2 separate regions of the Homo sapiens genome follow, and region 1 is linked to region 2. Evidence: chromatin loops called from intact Hi-C (ENCODE). Cell type or tissue: Caco-2. All regions are shown on one strand. Links, peaks and the distances in the headings refer to the core of each region. The heading gives the core; the rest is flanking DNA.

The links. Peaks named below come from ENCODE experiments on the same cell type or tissue, not always from the same donor. Only the 100,000 strongest peaks of a DNase experiment are listed, where the experiment ranks them.
Region 1: it touches region 2 in a loop (12-fold over the local background); 1 of 110 quality-filtered maps calls a loop at or near these places.

Annotation. Positions count from the first base shown.
Region 1 is chr6:45,874,346-45,885,007 of GRCh38, forward strand. It overlaps a transcript of CLIC5 not described here. Among named protein-coding and RNA genes, the nearest start is that of CLIC5, 140 kb to the right of the region's middle. RefSeq lists an enhancer at 5,219-8,472. In Caco-2, for the core only: no CTCF peak of the experiment used is centred there; a DNase peak (open chromatin) is centred at 6,076.
Region 2 is chr6:45,947,305-45,957,966 of GRCh38, forward strand. It overlaps CLIC5 (chloride intracellular channel 5), which reads right to left. Exons shown (of 6, transcript NM_016929.5): 2 at 7,831-7,940; 3 at 1,952-2,077. Among named protein-coding and RNA genes, the nearest start is that of CLIC5, 63 kb to the right of the region's middle. In Caco-2, for the core only: no CTCF peak of the experiment used is centred there; DNase peaks (open chromatin) are centred at 4,407 and 4,767.

The DNA of each region.
Region 1 (10,662 bases), core at 1,869-9,868, 72 kb before region 2:
TTTCCTTGAGTAATTTGCTTCTAATCAATAAAACACAGCAGTATTGATTAGGTTACAACAGATTGTCACTTCCTTCCTGCTAATTCACTTCTGTGCTGGCTTTGATGAGGCAAATTGCCATGTTAGAAGGGTCCATATGGCAAGGATTGGAGAGCAGTTTTCAGCTAACAGCCAACAAGGAACTAAGGTCTTCAATCTGACCACTTATAAAAAATGGAATGCTGCTAACAACCTTGTGAGCTTGGAAGCAGATACTTTCCTGGTCAAACCTTTAGATAAGCCCTCACCCCTAGCAAGAGCACAGCCTTATGAGATCTTGGAGCAGAGGATCCAGCTGAACTTCCCACAGAGTCCTCGCCATTGAAGCTGTGAGATAATTGTATTGTTTGAAGCTGCTAAGTTTGTGGTGATTTATTACACAATAGAAGACTAATAACAAGATCTCTTATCTCATTTGTCATCCAAGTTGCCCAGGCTTCCCAAATGACATTTTAAATAGAATTAGCTCTGGGGAAAATGACCAAAATTGAGTCGAATGATAGGCTGGGTCTTGAGAGAGTGGCACATTTCCATCTTGTCTCATTCCTCAACATGATCCTTCAAGGAAATTCATAGCATTGGCCAAACTGCCCAGTCTCTAGAATCCTAAAGAACTCTGATGGTGACTGAGCTACTGCCAAGAGAACCCTTTACCCTGTGCCCCCTGTCTAAGCCTACTTTCATGTCTCCACAGAGGTCTGCTTTGGTCCTTAGAGATGTCCTTCTCCCTGTCCTAGGGATTCTCTACATGAGCCTTATGTCTGAAGGAAATGGCAACAGTGGGTACCCCACCACCAGCTCCAGCAGTGGGTACCGATCTTTGCTTCACCAATCATCTGAGAAGTTTGTTCAAATATCAGATTTGAGCCTTACCACTTAATTCAGAGGATCTAAAATAAGGACCATGAAAGATCATTTTTAATAAGTTGCCAGGGGTTGCTGATGGTGGTAGTGAAGTCCCAGGCTTTCACACACCCTGGTCCAGAGGTTTTCCCAAGAGCACCAAGTGTCTATATTTCAATGATCCGCAAACAGGATGTCATTGCATGCTTATGACATTGGAAAAGTCAGAAAAATTAACCTCTGTAGACCTCAATTGTATAAGTGCCATAAAAATTGAGTAATCTTGATATTCTCTTTTAGTCCTGGAAGCTAAATAGGGAAAGGGATAGTTTACCAGTAAAAAGAGAATTCACAGACAGTCGTCAGACACCACTCAAAAGTTATTTTATATTAACCCCTTTGGCCCTTACAACAATCCTATGAGGTGGGTGCCATAGTTAATTCTGCTTTACAAATGAGGAAACAGAGGCCCCGAAAGACCAAGTGACTTTTTCAAGGTCACACATGTAGTAATATACACAGGACTCAAATACCAGCAGGGTGGCTCTAGAGTCCATGCTTTTAGCTACAGTGCTAGACCATCTCTACTTCAAACTATGAGTGTTCCTGAGTTTATAAAAAGTGGTATCAGTGTGGACTGCACTTATCTGGGAAGACGAGTTGTGATTGAGCTTTATTGTGGAGTAGAATTGTCATTGGCAAAAGGCATAAAGAGAAAGATACTATAAACAGAGGGAATACCAAAAGGAGGACATGGAAGGGAGCCTGAGTGTGACACATGGGTCAAGTGATGAGGAGACTGGCTGGCCAGAGTGTGGTCCATCTGGTGAGCAGTGGAGGGTGGGGCTGCAGAGGGGAGTGGGCTATGAGGTGGCAGAGGAGTGGGGGCTTGAATGCCATGTAGAGGAATTGTTGACTATCCAATAGCCTTTTCCCCTTCCTCCTTGCTAAGAAGAACTCCAATATTCTTCTTGTCTCATGGTTGTTCAAGTTCAATTAGAGGCACTCTCTTCCCTTTTGCCAGTGATTGGCCTAGGGATGAGTATGTGACTCAATTCAGCCAGTGAGATATAAGTAGAGCCCTGCTAGAGGCCTCCAAAACAGATTTTTGTCCATAATAAAAAAAGAGAAATTGTCATGTCTTGAATGTTTGACTCCAAAACTCATGTTGAAATTTAATTGCCATTATAACAGTATTAAGAGGTAGGACCTGTAAAAGGTGATTAGGCCATGATGTCTCCATCCTCATGGGTGAGATTTGGTTTGTTATAAAAGGCAAGTTTAGCCCCCTCCTTTTTTTCTCTCTCTCTCACCCTCTTGCCTTTCGCTGTGAGATAATGCATCAAGAAGGCCCTGCAAGATGTTGGCCCCTTGATCTTGGACTTGCCAGTTTACAGAATTATAAGAAATTAATTTCTACTCATTGTAAAGCACCCATTCACAGGTATTCTGTTATAGCAACAAAAATGGACTAAGACAGAGATGCCTGAGGTAAAGCACTTCTGACCCCTGCCTTCCTTCTTGGGATGCTGTGGTGTGAAGACATGATGTGTAGGCCTTTGACAGCCATTTTGTAGCCATGAGGGGAAGGTCAGAGAATCATGGAAATGCTAACTCAAATACCTGAATTCATAGAGCTACTTATCCAATCCTAGAACCACCTCCTTCTATTCTTGTTTTTGTTTGTTTGTTTTGTTTTGTTGTTTGTTTGTTTGTTTTGAGATGGGATCTCGCTGTGTTGCCCAGGCTGGAGTGTAGTGGCATGATCTTGGCTCACTGCAACCTCTGCCTCCTGAGTTCAAGAGATTCTCCTGCCTCAGCCTCCTTAGTAGCTAGGACTACAGGTGTGTGCCACCACACCTGGCTAATTTTTGTATTTTTGGTAGAGATGGGGTTTCACCATATTGGCTAGGATGGTCTAGATCTCTTGACCTTGTGATCCGCCCACCTTGGCCTCCCAAAGTGCTGAGATTACAGGTGTGGGCCACCGAGCTCAGCCTGTTCTTGTTTTTATGTAAAATAATGTAATGCCTTTATCACCTGGGCCACTGGCAGTTGAGCATTCTGTTGCATGCAGCCACACACATCCTAACTAATAGAGAGTATCTTAGGAAGCCAGGATCTTTAGTGAAATAGTAATAATAAGAGTTATCAACAGGATTGTACTTCCACACATATTATTTCATCTAGTTAGAAATGAAAAAGCACCAGCTTTGGGGTTAGAGAGCATGGGTGTGAGTCCCAGCCCTGATCTGGAAGAAATCATCCTCTTGCACCTTAGTTTCTTCATCTGTAAAATGCAAAATAATATCTCCCCCTTCAAGTTGTGAGAACCAGTGAAATAATATTTTATGGCGTCCAGCTCAGCATCCAGCACTAACTACGTCTAGAAGATAAGATACATTGACAATGATAATAATAGCAAATGATTATGAGTTATTACTGAACACCAGCCTCTGTATCAAGGACTTTATGCATATTGTTTTATTTAATCCTCTTGGAAATGGGTATTATTAAAAACTTCATTTGAATTTACTGTTCTTAATCACCAGAGCCCCTTTGAGGAGGAGGCAGGGCAGTGCAATGATAGCAAGTCTCATTCTGTAATTGAGAAGGTGGTGCAGTGAGTGGAAGTGGTTCTGATGGCAGAACCAGGGTGTAGCTGGGGTCGCCTCAATCTAAATCCCAATTCAGAGCCATGACATGTTGGTGACTTGTCTCAGAATCTTGGTGGCTCAGTATCAAGGGTGACCATTTGGTTTTCACTGGCTTTGCTTGTTAATAAACATGGTAGCATCTGTGATAGTTACTAACAATATCTATCACCAAATATACTAAAGGAGGGGAAATTTAATGCTTTGCATGTCCCAGGAGAGATTTGTGGCTTCTACCTGATGTGCCCAGAGCATCTGTCCAAAGGTCATGATGGACCCAATTTAATTAGGTTGTTAGCCAGCTCCCCAGGGGTGGTAACAAGAGGCCTTGTTAGGCGAAGTTTCCCCTCACTGAGGAGTTCTTTGCAGGGTGATGGACCAAATTGTTGGCAGTGGGAGGTCTGAAGAAAGATGTGGGGCTCTTCTTATGTGGAAAAAAATCCTTTGAGCAGGTACGTGTTCCTTTCAACTTCCCTGTGGAGACCACCCACATGTTTGTGTGCACTGGAATGGGGAGGGGAAGCGGCCATGTGTTTCTATTTAGGTGTGGGTTGCTCATTTGTGTAAGTGTCACTGCCTACGTTGTTTCAGCCCATGTGGCCTGTGGATTCTGAATGGTGGCTCTGACTCCTTTGGTCTGTTTTTGATCTTGCAAGTTGAAAAAGAATCATGTAAGTTAGAGAAGGACCGAGTCATTAATGGACCTTCCTTTGTGTCCAGAGGGTCGAGTGAGTTTCTCAAATTCACACAGCTGGTTTGGTGGCAGAGCCAGAACCAGAACCTGGAGCAGAAGCACACCAAAGTAGAAAGAGCTAGGGGTGCCAAAGAGTGCCCAGGCCTGGATTCTGATTTCTTTAGAAAAGAGAGGGTCAGAGTTGTAACACTCCAAATGACAACAATCATCTGGGATAGGTCTCTCTCCCTCTCTCTATCCATCCGTCCATTTTCCATTCATCTGACATTTCTCTTTATACAAATGTTTTCATACATGTAAACAGATAAACATATACACATTAAGATACACGCAATACATGCTATATATTTCAGCCATTCGTCATCTATGTGCATATGTCCATATGTATACACATATATGCATAGATTATATTTAGAATATAAATACAGGTACTTCACACATACTATCACCCTATTCATTCACACATATATTTCATATATTTATTCATCCATCTATCTATCTATTTGTTTTCTTAACGCTAATAAGTTTTTAATGGGTGAAGGGGACCCTAAAAGTAGTTTCTAAGGATGCTTGTATGACTGGTATCCCTCCAAGATGTCTCAAGATTAGGATAGGTCCTTATTTGGAAAGTGATTGTCTGTGTGGTCCAGTCTGAGGGGGTTGTTTCCTGCCTTGCCATATTCACGTATGTGATGTTGGAGAAAAGAAGATCAGCTGGATGAGCTGATTTGTGATGGGACTAACAATAGTTACAATTTATTGACTGCTTACTAGGTTTAGGAGTATACATAGCATTATTATTCGCATTATCTTGATTGGTCTTCATTTCAGCCTACAAACCACATGCTACTGTTATATATCCATTGCACAGATGTTTGTGGCCCAAAGTCACACAGCCAGTAGGGGACAGAGTTGGTTTTTCCCTCATGGTGCTCAGAGCTAGCCTGATGTTTGAACAGATTCCAAGTGTTCCCAGGCTGTCCTGAAGCCTGCTTCTTCCCTTCAGGTACGGGCTGTCCATGGTGGGAATGCTGCTGTGCTAGACCTGAAGGTCCTGGAGCTATATGGCAGGCATCCCTGTTACCATCAGAACTCATGTTTTGCCCATGCCCTTTTCCCCACACTCAGGAAGTTCCATGCAAAGGTAAAGTGTGTACTGACAGCAGTGGCATGATTTGAAAGCTGCTGGATGGCCCCCAGTCTTGAGTCCCTTCCCTGGAGTCTTGTTGATAGCTAAAATTTGAAGCATGGCTTTCGCTTTCAGTTTCCTTTGATTGCAGACCTTCCTTACGGAGAAGGTGCACCCGAAAATTCTTGAGGATTCAACTTTTCTAATTTGTATCTGAAGCTTTCCCAGCTCCCAGACTGGAAGACTAACAATATGAGAACATTTGGATCTCAGGGGTGAGGGACAAACTGAACTGAGGGGGGAAAGAGGGATAAACAGAGAAGCTGAGGGGCTAAAGTTGGACTTCAACCACAGTCTCATTGGGCCACATCAGCTCCACATGAATCTGAACTCCAAGACGCTCAGCTTCCAATCTGGCTAGGGCCAAGGCAGAGCTCTCAGCCATCAACACCCAGGGAGAAGTCGCGTGAAGAGCAAGGGACCTGCTGTGTGGTGGGTGTTTGCAGAGGGCACCAGGGAGGCTGCCTGTGGGTGGCACAAGAAAGAGCCTGGCTCTGGTATTTCCATTCCTGCCTGATGAGGCCGAATGAGCTGGTCTTCCCAGGGAAATTGCAGCACAGCTCATTTGTGCATGTTTTACAATGGTGTTGATAAAATCCCCATGGAGCCCCAGAGCATGTGTGAGGAGTTCCCACCAGAAATCTAAACAACGCCCTGGCGTTGCTGACAGCTTAATAATGTGACAAAGTTCAGCTTGTTCAATGACAGGGACAGGAATGCAGCTGGGCTGGTCTGACCCAGAGCTTTGAAAATATCCCCCCTTTACTCTGACCCAGCATTTGACAAATAACCTTTTCTTAGCCTCCTTGAAGGCACCAGACAGAACCAAGTGCCATGCAGGGGCCATATGCCACCGTTAAAATGTTAAATGGAGTGGCGAGGGCCACCAGAGTCACTTGGGGCTGACATTTATCTTTATTATTATTATTAATAATAATGCATATATTGCTTTTTTGGTGCATTCCAGAGTTTTTTTGCACTCCTAAATCATGTGGCTGTACATCACCCAGCCCGATAAATCACCCAATGAACCCAAATTCAATGCAGCTGTCAGGCCAGATCTGAGAGAGGCAGAGTTAGTTTAATTGAACTGCAGCAGGGAACCGACGGGCGTTGCCCAGAAAATCAGAATAATAGCAGTGTTGCCGGTGACATTTCAAGAGCTAGACATGAACTGCTAGCTTCAGCTTTAATTTTACTAGAGGGAATGGGGGGACGGGTGCAGGGAGAAATCCAGACTTCAACAAATATTTAAACTCTTAGGTTTTTTTTTCTGCCTCAAAGCCAGTACAGACAATGAGTTCCACATTTAGAAATTTCAGTAGAAAGAATCCCATTTTTTTCTTCTTTCTCTAGCTTCTCCCCATTTCTTCTGCTTGCTTCTTCCTCTACTCCATGCCCCCTTTTTTTCAACAAAAAGAAAGCTGAAAGTAAAGAAACAACAGGATTTGAGTTGGAGCCAATTTAATGGGCCAAGAGGTTACATATGGAGCCAACAAATCATGCAAGCATGAAGGATATTACTGATTTCAAGTTATGTATGTTAAAGCCCAAATCTTAACAGCATTCATAAAGGTAAAGGTAACTAATGGAGAGGCTTAACTGACAGAAAATGGGCTTTTCTCCCTGGCTGCCCTGCCTCCTTCTTAAAAATTGCAGTGCATCTCAGCTGAAGAAGGCCTTCCGGCGGCAGATTCTCCCCGTTAGGTGATGAGTGGGGAGGGCCTCAGCCTTACTAGCCAAGAAAGGACAAAGCTCAGCTGGGTTCTGTACCAATAGAAGGCTCCAGACACCATTGTTTGGTTTATTTTTGTTTGCATTAAGTGTGTCTCTTCATATGTTTTGGGGTTACCAGAAATACCTTTCCCTTTACCCCTTTAATTTTTAAAACTGTGTGTAATTTTAGGGAAATTTGATCCATGTGTTTCAGATTCATTTGCACTTAATCATGAAAATCTCTCTGGAAAGAGCTATTTTCTCTCCCAGAAGACTTTGGTGCCCTTTTAAATAAGCCCTGTAAGTGTCCTTCCACCCCAGGCTGCCCTCTTCAAGTGCAGAAGGTTGTGTTTGGCCAAAGGAAAACCAACCTGACCACCAAGGGCATGGGTCTGGTTTGAAATGTCGAACTCGTGAACTTGGACTGTATTCTGGAAATGGGGAAATGACTTCCCCTTAGCCCCAGTGTTTACATAGTCAGAGAAAGAAGACTTCCTTTAAAAAAAAAAAAAAGTGATGTGAATCAACTCTAGAGCATTATAGTTCCTTCCAACAAGCCAGGCAGGGCTCATTGGAAATGCCCCATGGCCATCCACAGGTGAGTGTTAGCCTCACAGGATCAAAATGCACACTTGCGACTTTTCTTTGAAGTTCCTGGAGAAAATGCTTTTACCAGAGACTCCCAATTACCAAAAACACCCTGGAACCATCTTGGATGGCTCCCAAGGGCCATGGAATGACTGTGTCCAGGATACACATCTCCCCACCCTTCATCCACAGCAACCCAATCACTGCATAGAAGCCACAATAGCATTCCTTCAATCCAAAACAAACATGTCATTACCAATCTCAGATTAATTGATGTCATTTGTGTGCCCTGCCTGTTGGGTTTCAGCTGGAGGCTGCCCAATGGCAATGGCCACCACCCTTGAAAACCTCAAGGCACTCACAACTGTGGCCCTTGGCAGAACTTCCTTAGCTGTTCTTCTTTAACCCTGTGACTCCAAGCCTTTCCTCCTTCCCACTCTTTTCCCACTCTGAGGCTTTGGACAATTTTGAAATGAGTTCCCAGTGGAATGAGAAGATCTGTGGAACTGAGTTTTGCTTTGAGTACATTTCTTTACTGTAACTCATTAATAGTAAGATACGCATGTGTTTTTGTTTTATCACCCTTAAAATTAGAATGCTCCTTATAATTGATGATAAGAAATACTGTGGTGAGGTGATGGAAAACATTTTCCTCTTTAGTGATACAAAAATTAATGGTATATCTGTTCTAGTCTCTGAAGAGATGTGATTACTTTCCAAAATAATGTGGTAAATGTTTAACTCCCTCATTCATTCATGTACTGTTCATTCTTCAGTCAGAGTATATCATTGACCACATGCCTGACTATGCACAGTGAGAAGACTAGAAGAGTATTGAAAAGACCCCTCCCTTTTAGAAAGTTATAATTTAGCTCTAGACATAAGTGCATACATGACCAACCATGCAAAGTGCTAAATTAGTGGTGTGGCCAGAAAGTGGTGGAGCAGATCAAGATGGAGCCACAGAGTGGGATGGAGATTCCGAGCTGGTGGGCAGGCGGCCCCATTACCAGCTTGGCTCTGGGATTCAAGAAAGTAAATTCTTACCTGTAGAACAAAGGGCTTGTTTCAGATCAGTGTCTTACAACATATTCCACAGGAACGAGTTCCACAGTGGGGGTGGGGTGGAGCATTGAGAAACATTACCTGCCATTTGCCTTTTATCAGAGATTCCCACCACTTGTTAGCATACAATGGGTTCTGAGGTGAAGGGCTTGTTTAAATTTTATTTAATTTAGTGTTTCCCAAATATATTTATTCCTGGAATCCTTCATTTTACTCACTAGCCATTCCGATAATAAACCTTAGGAAAACTCTAAAGTCTTTTCCAACTCTAACATTCTAGGAATTCGTTAGACAAGGTGGAAGTAGAGCATGGGAGGATGAAAGGCTAAGAGAAGGGCTTGAGCTGTGCTCACAGAGTGATGGGCTCCTGGCATGGGGAGGCAGTGTCATCACTGAGGAGAAAGGCTTTATCTATTGTTCAATCAAGGCACATTTACTAAGAACCTATAGTGTACTGTGCTGGTTGCTGGGCCCTCAGAAAAAAGCAAAACACTGCCCCTGACCTCAAGTGGCTTCTAATTATGGAGAAGACCAGGGTGTAAACAAATAGCCACAGTAAAGTGTGTACCTGGCCTGTCACACAGGTAGAAACACAGTGCCACAAGGGGACTAAACATGCCTGGAGGAAATCCATGGAGGCTTCTTGTAGGAAGAACCATCAGAACTTTGAAGCAGGGGTATAAATATATATGTGCCTGAAACAGAAGCAGAAGGAGAGCATTCTAGGCAGTGAGAGGAGCATGAATAAAGATAAAGAAGCATGAGACTGTTGAAGTAGCTTGTAGTGGCTGGCAGGCAAGATATATTGTGATGAAGAGAGGAAACTGAGGCTGACGAGTCAGGTTGGGACCAGACCATGAAGGGTTTATTTCAGCAAGTAACAACAATAATAAGAGATTTAATTATCTTCCATAATAAGGAGTCTGGAGGTACATAATGAGAGGGTCTGGGACTGGTTCAGAAGCTCAGTGATGCCTCCAGGGGCCTGGGCTCCTTCCATCCCTCTACTTGGCTACTCTTCAACATGTTGGCTTCCCATCCTCTGTTTGCTGCCTCACACTGAGAAGGCAGCCATAGAACTGGGCATACTTCTCATGGATGGTATGCCTTATCCTTAAGCATAGGCATCTAAAAGTGTCCCACAGGTAGGAGAAACCAGCCTTGTTTACAGGTGTTTTTATAAGATGATTGGCAGGAATGTAGACACAAGAGTGGGAGAGGAGAAACCAGATGCAGGAGACAGTTTGGAGTTATTGAAATTGTCTAGGGAAAAAGTACTGCATGCTGACACCAGCATCCCTAGCAGGACTTGGAAGAAGGGGGCAGCGGAATATGTACTTTCCGCTGATCAGGAAAGACAATTCTCCTGGGCAGCCCCCGCAGCCTCACCTCTCTCATTGGCTGGAACTGGGTCACATGGCCACCCTAGTGCAAGGAAGGCTGCGAAATGGAGTCTGTGGCAAAGGAGAATGCAGCAGTAGCCATGAGACCCTCAGAATTCAGTCATGGAAGCTGGGCTGTGTCCTGAGTGAGAAATTAATCTATTTGGTGAAGCACTGAGATTGGGCAGTTACTGGTCATGGCAGGTAGACTACTTTTTCTATTACGTGTGGATACCGATGCCCAATAACTGAGGAAGACCATGTGGCCTCCCATGTGGGGAACTGGATTAAAGGCTAAACAATGACAACAAAATTTTGGGGAGAGAGGGGATATTGGGGGTCTGGTACCCCCAACTCCTTCATCTGTCCGGAGGTTAATAATGATTTGTAACTGAACAAAATGTGGTAAACTGTCAAGAGTACATAACACTTGCTGTATGCTTCAGGAAATAGGTTTTTTAAAAAATCACAACTTTTTCATCAAGGGCCAAA
Region 2 (10,662 bases), core at 1,132-9,131:
GCTAAAGGGCATGTGAAGAATCAGAGAGCAAGAAGGGCTCTGGGAGATATCCTGTCACAGAGAAGGGAACTGAGTCCTAGAGCAGAGAAGAGACTGGTTCAAGAGGTGAAGGGACTGGCTCAAGAGGTCACAGCACATCACTAGCAGACTAGGATTGTACCCCAGCCCCTCACCCCTCCATCCACTGCCTGGCAACAGACCAAATGGGCCCCTCTGCTCCTCACTGCTTCCACTTTCCACTTCCTAATGATCATGACGGAAGCCCCCACTCCTGAGTGCCAGTGTTACTTCTAAGAGGGAAAATGTTAACTGCGTCATGAACTTTCCTCTATGGGTCTCCCAGGCAAAGTCTAAACTCTAGTTATTGAAAACAGCATTTTTTTTCATGTGGGATTTCAAATCAGTGCTAGCAATGAGGTTGAGTCCCGGGGAGGGGGATGGAGTCTGGGCTCCCTCAGGGCAATTCCAGTGAAGTGGCTGGCTGGTGTCCTCTTCAGAGATGTGTGTGTGTATGTGGGGCTGTCCTATTGATTTAATTAATGCACTTATTTAGAGTCTATACTCAGCTGCTTCCAATGGGCTTGAGGTGGCTTTTTCACTCTCAGTGTGCAAATAAGCTGACTGAATATGGATGACAAAGAATATTTTTAAGGAAGAATATATGATTGTTTAAGGCTTATTTGGAGCATGACTGGCAGTTTTAATTTTTTAACAGCAATTCACTAGATGTGCAACCTTGGGTAAGTGACTTACTCTCTCCCTGTCCTGACTGTGAAATGAGGATAATGATAGTACCTAGGATGCTAGAAGGATGAAATGAATCATATTAGCTAAGTGTTGTGAATGGTGCCTGACACAAAATGAAGGCTATAAAAGTGTTGATGAATAAATAAAACTTTAAAATAAATGCAGGATGGTGGTTTTTAGTAGTCAAATCTCACTAACTTTACTTACTCAGTATGTCCTGAACCCTTCCTACTCCTCTCCCCCGATTTTCCTGCCCTGTCTTGGCTTAGCCCTTCATTCGTCCTGCCTGGACAGTCACCAATGGCTCCCCAGAATTAATTCCTCTATCTCCAGCTTCATGGTCCTCTAGGATACCGACTTCCCTCAACCTCTAAAGTAGGTCTTAAAACGGACTCCCCACCTCCTGTGCTTAATCCCTTTCAGAATATCCCACAGGACTCACTACAGGATAATACCCTACAGGATAAAGTTCATGCCTCACTCTATATGTAATATTATTTTTCTAGTTTTTTCAAAAATTGTGATTGTTTTAATCCTTGATAATAGTATTCTTTAATGAACAAGTCTAGCTTGGGTAAATTTTAGAAGCCATCTGTCTTCTTTTTACTGCTCTTTTCCATCAGTAGCAATGTGTCACCCAACAAGAACTTATAGCTCTACGGTCTATACTCTCCCTGAACCTGTTTGCAGAAGAGGAGCTGCTGCTTTTAGTTGATTTTTTTCATCTGTTTAATTGTGGACTCAGACCAGATTTGGTCAGGTTTAAGACCCTGGATGTTGTTTTAAGTCACTGGGTTACCCTTTCCTGACTTATTTTCATTCTGTCAGGCTTTCGGCTCTGGTTCTGAAATGAAGGAAACTTTGTCCTCACTTCAACGTCTTCCAAGCAAAGTGAGCTGGAGAGAAGGAACATACTGGGGCGAGGGAGGCCTGGTATCCTAGGGCTCCTAAAATCACTCTGTGTAGGTAGGAGTGACTGGCTCTTGTTCATAGGCCATATCTACTCTTGAGTGGATTTTGTGGAGTGGTTTTGAGATTGGCAGCCCTTTGGGGGTCCTAGGCTCTCTCTTTGAAGAAAGGGTCCTGTTCTCTGGACTGGTGAGGTTCCTTTGGAAATGCATCTGCCCGAAGTTAACACCAGGACTTTATAGATCCAGCATGAACCCTTCCCATTCAACAGCCCCAGAAAGAAACAGATCCTTACTTTTCAGGGGTCAAGGTCTCCTCCAGGAACTCCTCGATCTTATTGACGTCTGTCTTCACGTCCCCGTTGAAGGTCAGGAAGGGCGGGTGCGTGCCGGGGGCTAGGTTGTGCAGGTCAGCTGGCTTTCTGTAGAGAGAGCAAGATTCAGGTGTTGGCTTACAGCAGGGTGCTTCCTGTTCTGGGAAACCTAAGATTGATTGTAACTTAGATGCCCTGTGCTATCCAACATGCCTGTCAGGTGAAACAGATTTATGGTATGCAGTATAGGGCAGGGGAGGTTGGAGAAAGTTCTGAAAGAATGTGGTGTGACCCAGGAAGTGTGTCCAGTGGAGTCAGTGAGAGAGGAACAAGTCAAGATGAAGGAGTTGAAAAAATGAAAGAATTGAAAAAATGGAGAGAATCCAGGTGACTATCTAAGTCAGATCCAAGCTTTAATTACCCAGGGGAGAGGTGGGGTTTTGCTTTTAAAAGCTCTTTCACCAATCTGCCTAACAAAAATGCGCTACACATAATTCCATACTTTAAAAATTAATGAATTAGATCATACTTTTCTCCTAATAAATATCTCCAGATACAAAAAATTGGGAGTTTGGGCCATTTGTTCAAGTTAGATGCTTCTATTGTGTGTAACTTATATTTTAATATCTAATAACTAATGTCTAACATTGGTCAGCCTTTTGTCACACTCAACAGAATACTCTTTTTGAGTTATAAACAGCCCCTGATATGGTCTTTGGGTAGCCAGGAAAATAAACAAACTATTAGATTGAAAACAAAACTATTAAATGAAGATGTTTTCAAAAGTCTTCTTATTGCTAAGATTATTGCTCCACAAACACCAGGTAGGCTATTACCAAGGATTCTGAACCAAGAACCTCCTACTGGTGAGTAAGAAGATACCTGAGAGAAAGCCTTACGATTCAAGCTCCATGAGGGAAAGGACCCAGAACCATGCCTGGCATATAGGAGGCCCTCAGTAGATACATATTTTTAATGGCTACATGAATAAAGCATGCATTTTTGATTCAGCTACAGTGGCTCATGCCTGTAATCCCACCACTTTGGGAGGGTGAGGTGGGAGGATCACTTGAGCCCAGGAGTTCGAGACCAGCCTGGGCAACATAGCAAGACCCCCATCTTTACAAAAAAAAAAAACAAACAAAAATTTGCTGGGCATGGAGGCATGTGCTTGCAGTCCCAGCTACTTGGAAGACTGAAGCAGGAAGATTGCTTGAGCCCAGGAGTTCGAGGCAGTTGTGAGCCGTTGATGGCACCACTGCCCTCCAGTCTGGGGGACAGAGTGAGACTCGGTCTCAAAACAACAACAGCAATAAAAACTCATACATTTTAAATTTAAAAATGAGTGATTTTAGCTGCAAAAGTAGAAATCAAATGTTGGTCTCAAATTGGTAAAAACTTCAATCCAGTTATGAAGGCTTTCGGCTTTCAGTTAAATGTGGGGAGAACCAGTAGGCAACTCCACTGCTACAGTATTCATGCTCCACCATAGTCTACCTTTCACAGTATTTTAACTTAATTCAAGCATCTACTGTTCTCAAAATAAGACTTATTTTGAGAACATTTACTAGATTTACTAGAAAGAAGTTATTTTTCTTTAAATTTTAAAAATTCTGTTCAACATACATAAATCAAAAATCTCCTAGGAGTCAGAAATTGTGCCTATTTTTAAAAATTATGGGGTTACTTAAATGTTATCTTAAGTTAAAAACAATTTATTTTCTAAGTAAATGCAACTTCTGCTTTGTGATGGGATTCAAATAGATCACTTGATTTATGAAAGTTATTTCTTCTTATAGCAAACTTTGCTGGGCCCAGTAGGATCTTTTAGGTAACACATACATATATATGTAATAGGCAGCAAATTTGCTCCCTAAGAAGACAGAAAGCTCTTTGGTGTGCCTGTTAGTTTCTGGGTCAGACACTTAAAGAAATCCAAGATAACCAAAGCAACAGTGCATTTCTCCCCCCTGGGAAAGAGGAGACCCAAGAGTCCTAAATTATCCTGAAAGAAAGGCCTAGATGATGGAGAAGTGGGTGAAATTCTGGAACGCAGTCCCAATTGAATGAATGAACAATTAATTAACTGAACAATTAATTGAACTTCCTGCACTTAGCCCACAGCAGTGCTAAGTGGCATTTCTGGCGTGCACTGGGGAGCACACTGACTACCTGCAGGAAGGCCAAGTGCAGTGGAAAGGAAAGTGGCCTTGTGTTTGACACGGCTAGGTCCTGTTAATATCCAGGAGTGTGCTTCTGTGTCTGCGCCAGCTGGTCAGAATGCAAGAGCAAGAATGGAGCAAAATGAGGGGGAAGAAGGTTTGGCAGATTGGGGAAAATGGGAAAGGGGAGGGTTACACTAAAAATGTTTAGGGAAGAGGAGGGAAAATGGTGGCGACTTCCAAGACGGTGCTGGGATTCACCCCAAATGCTCTCTCTGAGAATGCCACATTTCTTGTGGGAGTCGGGAGTGGAAAACATTAAACGCAGAAACTGTAAAAAAAGTAAACAGTGGGAGTAGAGGAGTCTGTAATGAAACAAATTCCTGGCGTAATCAGTTTGGGAGGGGAAGAGAAGAATTTCAATTACTGTGCTACTCCCATGTCCCTCCCCAAACACACACACTCTCCAGCTGCATTCTGAGGCACTTGGAACTCAGACAACTGAGACGGAAAGTATTTTTAAAATCTAATTTACTTAGTCCCTTTATTTACTTTGTGCATGTCCCTCATTTTAGACAATGAAAGGACATTCTTTATTTGCTCCTGTTTTTTAGAGCTGACACAAGGCAGCAACGTGTGTGCTCTCAGTCACCTCTCTGTGGCTTACAGATACAGGAATGTGTGGTGGTGGTGATGGTGGTGGTGGTGGGTTTTTTCCTGGGATTCTGGAGAATTGTGGCCACTGGAGTCAGACGCCCTTGGGAAGTACTGCCTATGGCCACCGACGCTTAGCTAGAGTTGCAGCCCTCTGTCTTTGTTGACCCTGCTTCAGTATTTATAGTTGAGACTATATCATTAGCATTGGATGACGTATTGCCAGGTATGATTTATGAATTATGTAATGAGGATCGGTCTTCTTTTCCTTACTGGATTGCCAGCTCCATGAACCCAGTGATAATTCTAAGAATAACCAACATGCAACGAGTTCTTGCTATGAGTCAGGTACAGGACCAATTGCAAATGTTTTACATGGCCTGCCTCGATAAATTCTCACAATAATCCTATTGATTAAGAAGACACTGTCTCCATTGTACAGATGAGGAAACTGAGGCTCTGAAAAGTTCAAGATTATTCAGTCACTAAAGTGTAGTGCCAGGAAAATAAATCAGTTTTCTTAGAAATTAATGTGTGTGTTCATGGGTAGAGGGGGCAGTAAGAAAGTTTCCTTATCTGTAAAAATGGAGTGGTGCTACATGCCTGGTCTACGTCAAAGGGGTGTTGGCTGGACCAGGTGTGATCATGTGAAGGAGGAACCAAACCATCTGAAGCACGCGGGCAGGGGTGGTTCCCTCTCCCACTCTCTTCTCCAGCAAACATACAAGTCCTCTCTCACACATGGTAATCCAAACACCTCCAATTCTGCACTGAAGGAAGCTGCTTTTTCATAAGTCTGCTGCTCTCTTTAGTTATCACAGACATTAATTGCATAGTGGATGCAAGTTCATTTATTTGACAGATAGTATTTGAGGACCTGTGAAAAACTAGTTTCTATGGAGGATACAAACAAACTTAAAACACGATTCCAGTCTGTCCTTGAGGGATTGAAGGTCTCATTTGAAAGATGAAACAAACTTCATAACTGAGGTATTATGAAGAGCATAGTATTTGAACCAAGCAGATGGCGTTTAGCCCCTCTAATTTCTAGTTGGCATCTTGGGCGAGTCTCATATATATCTGTCTCAGTTATTTCTCAAATAACACGGAGAAGTAAGACCTCCTTCACAGGATTATACATTATGTGATTTTTTTTTAATGAGAAAGCATTTACCAGTTGTAAAGCATTAGGGGTGCAGACCTCAGAACTTGATGAAACACTAAATCACGACACAAGGCAACATAGACAACAGGTGCTGGGTGAGTCTGGAGGGAGGTTGGGTTGACAGGTGTGCTTGTATGAGTGTGGTGGGATGGGTATGAGTAGGCCTTACAGAGGGGATGGGCTGAAGCTGAGCCTGGGGCCAGGGACAAGAAGGAAGAGAGGGCCTGTTTTAGACAGAGGATGCAGTTCTGCCAAGGGATGGAGGCTCAAAGGAAGAAGAACAGCAGAAGGCAGGCCAGCCTGACAGAGTAGACAGGTCACGGTGAGAAGTGTTGGGAAAGAGTGTTGGGAAGAATGAAGGAAAAGACAAATCGGGGCTTCGGATGCATCAAGTCCATGGACAATGGGAAACATCAAAGGTTTCCTGTGCATGAAAGTGGCCTGATTAAAGCATTATTTTAGGAATAATAACCTTAGAATCACATAAAGGATGGGTCAGAGAGAGAGAAAAAGAGAATGTGTGAACCTGGAAAGATGAAGACCAGTTTGAAGAACAATGAGACTCTCAGGGTGGCAGTGGTGAGACTTGAACCAGTTGTAGGCTTTGAGAATGAAAAAGAGAGTTTGGAGGAAGAGAGAGTGCAATAGGAGAATGCTCTAGACTTGGCTACTGATCAACAATGAAGGCAGCAATAGAAAGGAGCAGGAAGTGTTTAGTGCCTAGAAAATAGAAGAAAAAGACCAGGAGCAGTGGCTCACGTCTGTAATCCCAGCACTTTGGGAGGTCGAGGTGGGTGGATCACAAGGTCAGGAGTTCAAGACCAGCCTGGCCAAGATGGTGAAACCCCGTCTCTACTAAAAATACAAAAATTAGCCTGTCATGGTGGCATGTTTCTGTAATCCCAGCTACTCGGGAGGCTGAGGCAGAGAATTGCTTAAACCCAGGAGGCAGAGGTTGCAGTGAGCTAAGATCGTACCACTGCACTCCAGCCTGAGCAACAGAGTGAGACTCTGTCTCAAAAAAAAAAAAAAAAAAAGAAAGAAAAGAAAATAGAAGAAAAAAGGAGTTCAAGAAGAGCTCAACTCAGAGGAAAAGGATACAAATTGATGTATGCAATGTTAGACATACATGATAAGAGAACATCCAAGTGAAACTATCTAGATGATAGCAGGGCTCTGGGTGTAGAACAATTCACATAAAGATAACAAGGAGAATATGCCAAGCTCACCAGGGATGAAGGTAGAGGCAGAAGATGAACACTTATGGGGTGAGCCTCGAGCTGTTCCACATTTAAACAACAGGTAGAAGACAGGAAACAGAATACATTCTGTAGGAGTGAAAAGAGTGTGGCTCCTGGTGTTTGTAAGTCATTAAACTGCACTCTAAAAACAGAACAGTAGTTGCTTTTCGTCCAAGCCTGTAATCTAGAACTGTCACACTGAGGACTTCTAAAGCTGGGAACATAGCATGGGAAAGGGTCTAGATCACAACTCTCTGAAGACTCAGACTCTCACACCTGAAGTCCTGCTAGGGTCCCACGGATGATGGCCTTAGTACTACTGAAATGACTAATCCTATGTTTTTAGATGTCTGTGCCCATATGTGCACCAGAAACTTAGTTGCAATGCCATTGTCCATTCCTTGCTTCTTCTTTGCTAATCGTAACTTGCTAATCGGGTCAGTGAAGTGCTGGGCACCAAGTGAAATACTTGCCTTTGCAGACTCTCTTGTAGCTAAGACTGGATCCTGAGACACAGTTCTGGACAATGACGTGTGAGCAGGGGGCTGCTGGGAGCCACGGAAGGCTTTTGCCCTCCTTCATGGAAGGTTCTCTGTTCATGCAGCTAAACATACTCCTCATTTATGCAACGTACGTTACCTTTTCAGATCCACAGTGGTGACATTGAACACGACTCCTTTCAGCCAGAGGATCATGAAGAGGCGCTGAGAGAAAGGACAGTTGCCGATGCTTTCTCCATCGATTCCAGCCTGGAAAGAAGAGAACCAGTGTCCTGAGTGGGCAGGTGCAATTAGCAAGGGGAACATAAGATTGTAACACCCAAATGCAGGTCTGAGGAGACCTTACTAAAACCATGTCCCAGCAACTTCAAAGGGCGGTAGCCTGATATTATTAGTTTTTGCCTTAATGTCCACGCAGGGCAATGCCTGGCAGCATGTAAGGGCTCAATAAATACTTGCTGAATTGAACTTGATGATTATGCAGAATCATAACTTTATGAAATCATAGAACCCTTGGGGTAAAAATAGACCTGCAACATCACTTAGTCTGACACAAATGATATTGGAATGCCAACATCTACACCCCCAAGTAATCATCTAGTTTCTGCTTGAATATCTCCACTGACCAGTCAGTTGTATTAATATCTCTCAAAGCAGTTCATTCTGAGGATTGCTCTAACAATTAGAAATGCTTTCCTTCGGCTACCTAGCCAAAATATGTTCCTCTGTAGTTTACCCTCCCCCACCCCTCAGTCCTTGGATGTCATGAATATAAATATCTCAGACTTTGATCCCATCTCCCTATATGGAGGCTAATCAGGAAGCTCAAGGCTTTAATCAATACACCACTTAGTTCTGGCTAGTACTTGGCCTTCACTGTCAATAATCCATTCATTTGTTACACTTTTACTCAACAAATACATATTGACTATCAGTTATGTGCAAGACACTGGAGAAAATTAGCCAGGGGATTGAAAATTGAATTCCTCCAAGGAGCTTATGGCCTTCTGTAGGTGGGCTTGGGGATAAGACAGGAACATATGTAAAAATAACAGAATTATTATTGGGTGTTCTGTGCTTCTGTCATTTCATTTCCCTTCCTCAAAACAGTAGGCTTTTTTAGGTCTGAAAAGCAAGTCCATCTTTACTGCACTTCTGAGTGGGCTGCAGATCCCTGAATTTCATAAAGAATTAATTTCAAGCAAACCTATGAACAAACAAAAAAGGTTGGGGAATTGGTCTCTGTAGAATTCATTTCCATAGGGTGGTTTATTGGCCCCCAACATAATACTTAGAGGAAGAAATAACCCATTTGCTCCAGACTCTGATGTTGGCTGCCCTGGAAACCATGGCCCCCGCAGGTGGCCTGGCAGGGCATTCCACTGACAGGAAGGGCCTGTGTGGGCCAGGGTACTGAAGACTCGTACAAAGCTGTAAACAATCCGACCAATATCCAGGAATGGGGGCTTACTGAGTTTTTTTTTTTTTTTTTTCAAAAGAAAGGGAGAAAACAAATGCGTTCTCGAAGCTCAACACACTGTTTTCTCCCTTGAGGTTTGTTTTGCTATGGCATTCAGATGGGGAGGCAGCGATGCCTTCTTTCATACATTAGAACCTCATTGTGTGCTTTTTTCTACCTTGCAAATTGCTCCCAGCAGGGGCTCAGGTTTATAATGGAAAACTGGAACTTTTGACAGTGTTGGCTGCATGTAATTGCTATGAAATTACAGTTATTTTACCTCCCTCTTAACTACACCAAAAGCCCCACTCCCTATTCAGTTCTCACTTTTCCTCAGTGCTGGAAGCAGACCCACCCCTGAGTCTTGAGAAAGCACGGACTCCGTTATATAAAATGGGAAAGGTAGGAGGGTACAGTGTGGGCGCTACACCTTCCCACGGAGGTAAAGTTACCAATAAAGCATGCTCAGACAGGTGGCTATCAATTTAATAATAGCTTGGTGCTAACTTGAGTTTATGATGTACGTTCCCTAGGAACTTCTCAAGAAGCACTTGACAGGTACCAGGTTCTCGGTCCTTTAAGACATCCCGACACAGGAAGAATTTCCCCAGGGCCAGTTATGGTGGAAGTAACAAGAGGAGAACTGAAGAAAAAAGCAAAAACAAAAACAGAAGCCAGATCCATATACTGTTATCTGTTTTCCTCTGGTGGTGGTGGTGGGAGGATAAGGGAATTGAAGGAGGAACTAGCAAAATAGTGGACTTCTCAACTACATAAAAAATTCATATAATAATAATGTTAATAATAACATATCTATATTGTCAGGCATTGTTCTAAAGGATTTACATATGTTATTAACTTGTTTATTTCTCCTGAGAAGCCTGTGAAGTGGGATATTTTCAGCTTTTACAAATGTGGAAATGGAGGCACAGAGAGATAAAATAACTGGCCTAAGGTTATCATCGTGGTGAAACCAGGACGAACGCAGGTGGTCTGGCTAGAGATCCAGTGCTCTGAGCTGCATGCCTGGAGCCAGCCTGAGGGTCCAGCCAGGTAACAGGTCCTCCCCAGGTGCTGGGGAGGGCTGGTGTTGAATTGTATGGACATCCTCTGGTCAGTGTGCAATCAGCTATGCCAGGAGCATAGGGCATGGTATCCTTCATGGCTCCCTACATTTTCATTATGTCTTATTAATCTTGTATTAAACTATGATTCTGGGTTTAGTAAACAAAAATTGTCAAAGACCAATAGAAATATGCGAGGATGCTACCATTTACTTTCACTGTCTGGGTGTCCCTCTTTCAGCTTCTTCTATTCCCCTTCAAATCCCAACAGCCTTGCGGCCCTAAGAAATTGTTTGTTAAACTCATGGGTTAAATATCGTGATCTGTGACGACCATCTGAAACATCAACAGAGAAGAACCAGGTGGGGCTCAGTTGGGCCCCACATCCTGAAAAGTGTGAGGGAAAACCCAGGTGTACTTTGTTCCAGAGAGATTTTGAGCACTGGGG